3 separate regions of the Mus musculus genome follow, and regions 1 and 2 are each linked to region 3. A link is a loop called in an ENCODE intact Hi-C map of the cell type or tissue named here. Cell type or tissue: left cerebral cortex. All regions are shown on one strand. Region 1 has its middle 36 kb from the start of Gm36543. Region 2 has its middle 18 kb from the start of Gm36543. Region 3 holds the start of Tmem200a (transmembrane protein 200A).

What was found. Hi-C counts contacts between places; a loop is a spot of excess contacts. Peaks named below come from ENCODE experiments on the same cell type or tissue, not always from the same donor. Only the 100,000 strongest peaks of a DNase experiment are listed, where the experiment ranks them.
Region 1: a loop joins it to region 3, with 5 times the contacts of the local background. A loop is called at or near these places in 24 of 42 quality-filtered maps.
Region 2: a loop joins it to region 3, with 3 times the contacts of the local background. A loop is called at or near these places in 21 of 42 quality-filtered maps.

Annotation. Positions count from the first base shown.
Region 1 is chr10:25,677,086-25,679,585 of GRCm38, forward strand. No RefSeq gene overlaps it. Among named protein-coding and RNA genes, the nearest start is that of Gm36543, 36 kb to the right of the region's middle. In left cerebral cortex, no CTCF peak of the experiment used is centred here; a DNase peak (open chromatin) is centred at 990.
Region 2 is chr10:25,694,743-25,697,242 of GRCm38, forward strand. No RefSeq gene overlaps it. Among named protein-coding and RNA genes, the nearest start is that of Gm36543, 18 kb to the right of the region's middle. In left cerebral cortex, no CTCF peak of the experiment used is centred here; DNase peaks (open chromatin) are centred at 1,241 and 1,617.
Region 3 is chr10:26,077,932-26,080,431 of GRCm38, forward strand. Tmem200a (transmembrane protein 200A) reads right to left here and starts at 1,032. Exons shown (of 3, transcript NM_001358814.1): 1 at 905-1,032; 2 at 207-388. Gm9767 (predicted gene 9767) reads left to right here and starts at 324. Exons shown (of 1, transcript NR_028030.2): 1 at 324-1,516. In left cerebral cortex, a CTCF peak has its summit at 1,148; DNase peaks (open chromatin) are centred at 358, 771, 1,029 and 1,466; H3K4me3 peaks cover 1,483 bases; H3K27ac peaks cover 1,381 bases.

The sequences.
Region 1 (2,500 bases), 400 kb before region 3:
ACTGTGGGCAGGACCTTTCATTTGCCTTGGATTCTAGACTGTGCAAATGGAGAAAACGGGGTGAAGCACAGGCTGATTGCTCTTTCCAGTGTGGGTGTAAACAGCCACTTCAAACTCCTGCTGCCCTGACTCCCACTGCCATAATGGACTAAACTCTGAACTGTGCTCTAAAATAAACTCATTCCCTCATAAGTTGCTTTTGTCACGCTATTTATCACAGCAACAGGAGAAGAAACTGAGAGGTAGTTGGGGCACCTGATACCTGATTTAAATTTTAACTGAAATGTTTTCACCAAAAGGGGTACATGCTGTACCCCAAAGAACTCCATCTGAAATTGGCCATACAGTAGAATAAGGGCAGTTAATTTTAGAAGGAGACATTTTCCATTTAAAAGATCTTAACTGGAACAATCACTATTACAACTTCAGCAAAGGGCCAGCAAGATGTCTCAGTAGCTGCAGGTGCTTGCTAACTTTGCTCCCCAGAACCAATGTAAAGGTGGAATGAAAGAACCAACTCCCGCAAACTTGTCACACACCAGTAATAATAATAATGATAATAGTCAAAGTAGCAAGAAATTCCAGATTAAAAAAATAATAAACCTTATAAGTTATTTCATGAAATCTTGGAGTGCTTTAGTTCCAGCGAAGTGTCTTTGTCCCATTTGCTGAAGCAAGCGGTAAACTGTGGAGAAATAACAACCCTGATGAACCATGCTTGTCTAGCAATAAGCTATGCTCTGGAAGGGGGAGGGGCCATCCAAGACTTTCATCATTGCTACACGCTGTGGTTAATCATTTAAAGGAAAAATTAGCCTCCCCCCCCCCCCAATTTTTAAGTACCATCCAGAGCTCTGGATCTTTCAGGAGTGCTGGGCCAGTGGATAAAACATATGCTGCTTTCTCTTCCTGATGGAAGTTGAGTTGCTTCTGGGCCATTTGTGAACCACCTGGTGCTCAAAGACCAATGTGGAAATCCAGCAAGCTGTTTCCATGGTGATGAGGCTTCCTCTTTCTGGCAACCACTCCTCCCCCCAGCCTCCTATCCTTTTCAACTGTCAGGAGTTTAGATTTGCTGTAAAGAGCAGGAATAATGATAACACAAGTGCAGCGTTCTCTCTCTCTCTCTCTCTCTCTCTCTCTCTCTCTCTCTCTCTCTCTCCAGGGTACTCTCCAGGTGTATCTACTATATGCCAAAAATCAGCGGGGAATCCCCTTTGCGCACAGGTGGAGATGCTCAGACATATTAGGATCTGTATTAGATCAGTGTTCTATAGTAGAACAGAGTGATAGAATGATAAAGCGAGATTCAATAGATTGGCTGACATGATCAAGGTCTAGACAAATCACTGATTGCTGCCTTCACCCTAGAGATGCAAAGAACCCAAAAGCTGTCCAGTCCACAAGGCCAGAAGCCTTAGCAGTCTCAGTATGGTGGTAAAAGCCTGGAGGACTTGTGGAGGATCTTCAGTCCACACTAGAAGGCAGAAGCGGAGTTCTAATGCCAGTTTGTGCTCAGTAATCCCCAGTTAATGTAATCAGGATGGTGTGGTGGTTCTCATCGTCGATGCTAGGGTCATAGGATCTACTTGGAGAAATTGTGAGAATTATAAGTCACGCTTGAAGCATTCTGGGGGGGGGGAGGTGTTTAGTAAATGCTACTTGGGTGCCTGGAGAACCTGGGATATATATATGGTACTAGGAAGTGACATAGCAGAATGCTGGCTCCTGTGTCACCTGTGGCGTGAGTCCCAACGCCTTGCTTATCACATGGTTTTTATTGCCGTTAATGACATGCCAACCCAGGTAGTATAAAGGAAGGGTCTCACCTGGACTTACGGTCAGCATCTGATTATTTACACTGGGACATAGGAAGCATCCCAAATTTCAGTGAAAATGCGCATATCAGCCATATGTTTAAAGTCTTATCAGTTGACTGAAGCATTTTATTATTGAAAGACTAAGCTGTTCTGAATTAATGGTGGCTGTTAAAGCTGTTAAATTGACACACCAAGACGGTTACGGTGAGCATTAAAATGGTCATCGAGTAAATGGGGAACGTGTTTGGAAGTTAACCAGCATTAACTTTGATTCTTTCCTTATATGGTGTTGAAAGGATCATTATTTATCTTTTTTTGGAGGGGGGAGGGCAATACCACGGATCCGGACCCAGGGCCTGGATCCACGGGCTTGGGAAGAGCTTTACCGCTGAGCTCTACATACGTCCAGGCTTCTGTTCACTTTTGTTTCTGCAACAGAGCCTCACCAAGCTGCTAAAGCAGGCCTGATTCTCTGAAGTCTGCTGAGCAGCTGGAATTATGGACCTGAACGATCAGACTTGACCATTATATACCTTTGAGCAAAGAAACTATGACAATTTGAATAGTAATATAAGTTGGCATGAGAGTAGATTATATTAAAATCCTACATTCATTGTTTTGGTATACTGATACATTTTAAAAATAATTTTTAGGCACTGTGTTTAATTTGAACTTCTACC
Region 2 (2,500 bases), 380 kb before region 3:
CCAGTAAGGGAAGCACAGCTTGTTTACCTTGGAAGCTCTCAAGTGTTTTATCTATACCGACTTCTCATTGGATGACTGGTACCTTCACAGCTTAAGAAATAGCAACCCCTGGCTGAGAGTTCCTCAGTATGGAAGCATGAGGAACTGAGGTCAAGTCTCAGAGTCACCAGTTAAGTACCCATAACCCATGTTTTAAAAAGTCAGAAGTAGAGATGTGTGGTTATAAAGACTGAATGAGTTGAGAAACAGTGGTCAGCTTACTGGCCAGTTGGTCTCAGTGAGTTCTATGCCAGTGAGAAACCCCTGCCATAAAAACTAGTTCCTGAAGAACAATAACTTGGATTGCTCTTTGATCTCTACATGCTTGCAGATACACACACACACACACACACACACACACACACACACACACACACTCACTCACACACACACACACTCACTCACACACACACACACACACACACGCACACACACACTGAACTCATCTTGTTTTCAACTACAAAAGAAAATTATTCCAGGCCTTTGGAGTAGCAGTTTAGGGCTATTCTACTGTTACTCATAGACATGCACACACAAATAGCATCCTTTGGAAAATTATGGATATTAACTGAAATAAAATATTAGTCAGTCAGCATACTATGAGTGTCTTAGGGTTTTACTGCTGTGAACAGACACCATGACCAAGGCAAATCTTATAAAAAACAACATTTAATTGGGGCTGGCTGACAGGTTCAGAGGTTCAGTCCATTATCATCAAGGTGGGAGCATGGCAGTATCCAGGCAGGCATGGTGCAGGAGGAGCTGAGAGTTCTATGTCTTCATCCAAAGGCTGCTAGTGGAAGACAGACTTCCAGGCAACTAGGGTGAGGATCTTATACCCACACCCACAGTGACACACCCATTCCAACCAGGTCACACCTATTTCAACAAGGCCACACCTTCAAATGGTGCCACTCCCTGGTCCAAGGATATACAAACCATCACAATGAGCATCTGTAAAAGGGAAGAAAGGCCTTGATACAGAGCACAGTGAGACCCTAAAATTCTTTCAGTCTCCGTTGCTTTCTGGGGTGACAGTTGTCTGAGGTCTCCTTTTGCTCAGGCAGCCTGCTTGTCCAGGACGTAGGACCGTCAGGGCGTAGAAGTTGCATGGATAATGCCTTTTAAAGCACTCTGCTGTCGATAGAATTCTCCATGTACTTATCTTCATTTGTCTGGGAAATGAGAGGTAGTTGGTGTGACTCACCCCCTGCTACTTTGCAAATGAATCACTTCTCCACTTATTACGAGGCACATAGCAGCTCATCAGGACGCAGAACCCAGGATATTCTTGCTTTGGTAAATGTGCCAAACCTTATAACCTCGATATGCCCTTGTTGTAGCAATATATAAAATTAACAATTAAAAAAAAAAACCAGGTAAAGGCACTACATAGCTATTTCAGAAAAGAAGGTACACAAATGGCCAATGGTTATAGAAGGAAATGTTCTTCACCCAGGAGGTGCAAGCTGCAGCCATAATGAGACATTATTAAAAAGACAAAGGATAACAAGTGTTAAGGATGCAGAGGAAAAAAAAAACCTGCACATTGTCATAGGGAATGCGAATGAATGCAGACTTAATGGAAAGGGCATGGACATGACTCAAAGCTAAAACAGCCCACTGCCGGTGGATATATGTGCAAAAGAGAGGAAAGCAGCATGCTAAAGAGGTAGCTTCACTCCCAAGCTCACTGGAGCATCAATCAGAAATAGTCATGCGCAATCAACCTGAGAGTCTGTCCGTGGATGGATGGACAGATACAGAAACTGAGCTAGAGATACACTGTGGGACATTATGTAGTCTTAGGAAGATCACATTCTCAAGTTTGTAGCAATGTGAATGTGGTAGCTTTTTTTATATAATGGACACAATCTAGATGATAGCTTATGATGAGAACAGGTGGTTCTCCTTCGTGGCTTTGGAGGGTCCTGTCTAATAGTCATTTTATTGAGGCTCTTGTTGGATGTACTGTGTGGCAATGCTGGAAGTGCAGGGTGAAGTAAACTGCTCATCTTGTGCCAAGAAAGCAGAAAAGAAAGGAAAGACTGAGGTCCTGCAGTCTCCCCCAAGAGCACACCCCTAGGGAGCTAAGGGCTTCCCTTAGGCCTCTCTGCCCCTGGATCCCAACAGAACCCAGCTATGCTACAGGGGAGCCAGACCTTCAACACACAGACTTTTGGTGGACATTTAGCACCCAAACTATAACCATGGAAGACCGTAGAGAATATTGTTATATAATTTAAAAGTGAAATGAGCCAGAATCAGAGCTGTAAGCACTGAGAGAACCCATTTACACCCGAGATCTAAAATATGTCAAGGTCATAGAAGTAGAGAGGAGAGAGGAGATGCTCAGAGGATGGAATGGAAGGGGCTTGGGGGTAGAAGATGCTGGTGCAAGGTGAAAAGCTTCAGTTAGACAGTATGTATAAGTTTTTGAGACCTGCTACAGAGCATGGTA
Region 3 (2,500 bases):
CCACCTCTCCTGTACTCTGGAGACCAAGAAGTCTGGAACTGATGGAGGACTTGGTTCATTCCCCCAAACTTTGGGAGTCATTGTTTCCCCTAACTCTGCGGGCTAAAGCGGAGGGGAGGAGAAGGGGTTTCAGAAACCCGGGGTACAGCTGCAGGGCTCGCCCACCCACCTCTGCACGCCCCGCAGCACCCTGGTGGTCCACTCACCTGTCCTGAGCGCCTGGTCTCGGGGCTCCGGTGGCCTCTCCGGGCTCTTCGCTCTCACAGCTGTCGCGACAGCGTGCGCCTCCGGGGACCAGCGAGGGAGGCGGCGGGGTCGGGGGCGTCAGGAGGAATCTGGGCAGCTGCGGGCAGCCACGGTCTCACTCCCCATCCCCGTGGGGCTCCGGCTGAGGACGCGGTGCGGTCACCAAAGGAAGATGAGTCAGGCCGGGGTGCGGGCGCCCTGACTCGCGCATCTGGGGGACGCGGCCGCCGCCATCGGACGAGCGCAGCCCCTATCCTTCTAGGGTACCGGTGACCGAGGCCAGGGCAAAAGATCGCAGCTAAGGCGTCTCCGCCGCCGCCAAGAAAGACAAAAGGAATGCGGGGCTCGAGGGAAAGTTTTGGGCTTGGTTCCTGATGAATTCTAGCCCCCGAAGCCGCCAAGAGGAGGATCGGGGGCGAGGGCGGGACGGGCTTCCCGGAGCGTCGCCAGCAGCCGGGGACCCAGACGGTGCTAATCGCACCGCCGCCCACGACCCGTGGGAACTCCGCCGGCCCAGTCGCCAAGCTGTGCAAGAGCTGCGTGCAGGACCCACCCTTCCCCCCGGACCCCAACCCAGCTACCCGGCGCCCTGGCTGCAAAGTTGTACTTCTAGCGCCGGGATGGCGCCCATACAAAACCCATTTGGGGAACAAAGTACCGCTTCCAGGCGATCTGCTTCATCTGAAGGCCAGCGGGCGGAAGCGGACACACCCACTCGCTTCTCATCACCGTCGGACGCGAGTTCCAGAACGGGAGATACCTGCCCCTCCTGTCTCAATAAGAACTGGGGATCCCCGGCGGACTCTGTATTTTCTGGAAGAAGGATCCATAGGCCCCTCGGTTCCACGCCCCTCGGATGCTTTCTTATCAGATGCAGCCTGGGAGGGTCGGGGTCCCCCTGGCGGCTGCACGAGTGCTGTGCTAACAAAGTCAGACCTGGACCCCCAAGAGATACTGCACTCCTAGCCCTCAGAGGGTTTAAGCTGCTGGGAAGTTAGTTCCAGTAGAGCAGACTGGTTGGGAAGGGTTCTGGGCATGGGGTTGTGAGGGGCAGGGGCTAATTGTATCCTAAGATGATGAGTCTGAGGCTAAGCTCCAGATATCAAATCCAATGAAGGCTTCAAGTTACCAAAAATTATCAGTGAGAAAAAAAAAAACATGTCCTGTCCATAGAATGAAATAATTGAAATAATAGTCACGTGCAATTCTGCAAGGGACCAAAGCGCCCACTCTGGCTGAAGATCAAGTCAGTAAATAAAGTTTCGTATTCAAATTACTGCGTTGGAGTGTGCAGTGTACAGCAACCGTAGCTGAGCTATGGTTTTGTAAATCCATGAGTTTCTTGGATTTTTTTTTTAACTCATAGGCAAGAGGCAAATATTCTGCTCTGGTGTGTATCTATTTCAATGTGTCAGCTACTGGATTCTGTGGGGAAAAAATCTAGACTCAAGAAAATAAGGCAACCCGTAGAGGCCAGACAGGTCATTAAGATGACACTGGCAATGGAGAAAGACTGTAAAAACGGGCAATAGTGGTTTTAAAAAAAAAATCTTGCTTCAGTATGGAGGTTAAATACTTTTTCTGAAATTTCAGGACCAAATGCTTAAAAAAAAAAAAAAAAGAAAAAAAGAAAGAAAGTAGATGGGATGGGGTAGGAGAAATGAGTCACCTTGTAAGCCATCTGTGGTTTTCTTTTCCTTCCACCTTCATGTGGCTAGTTCTCTTGGCCCAAAGCCATTTGATCAGTTCTCTGAGGTTTTCTAGCACATTTGTCAAGGAACCTTATTAATCGTGTGAGCCTAGTAAGGTTCTACTCGTTGTACAAGAATGCCCTGACTCTTCCTTTCTCCTCAAAGCTCCCAAGAGAACACACTTCCTAGCAAGCCTTCCTGACTTGTAAAGGGGTGGGTAATAGGTTCCTCCCATCCTGCTCTTTTAATGTAGCACAGTGTCTACAATGTACAGGGAAACATTTAAAATGGCAATCCAGACATCACAGGCATCACATGTCCAGGCAGTCTTCAAAGAGAGGCTGATGAGGAAAGACTTCGGGAAAAGATCTAGACTCATTCTTATCACCACTGATCACAATTACCAATCTGAACTTATATTCCAGTTATTCAGTCAAAGAAGAAGGAAGAAGGTGAACTAGATAACATCATCAACATATTTTATTTTTAAAATAATTACTACTAGTCAGAAAAATTCAGTAGTAAATAGCCTTGTAAATTGAGGGTTATCTGCCATTCTATAG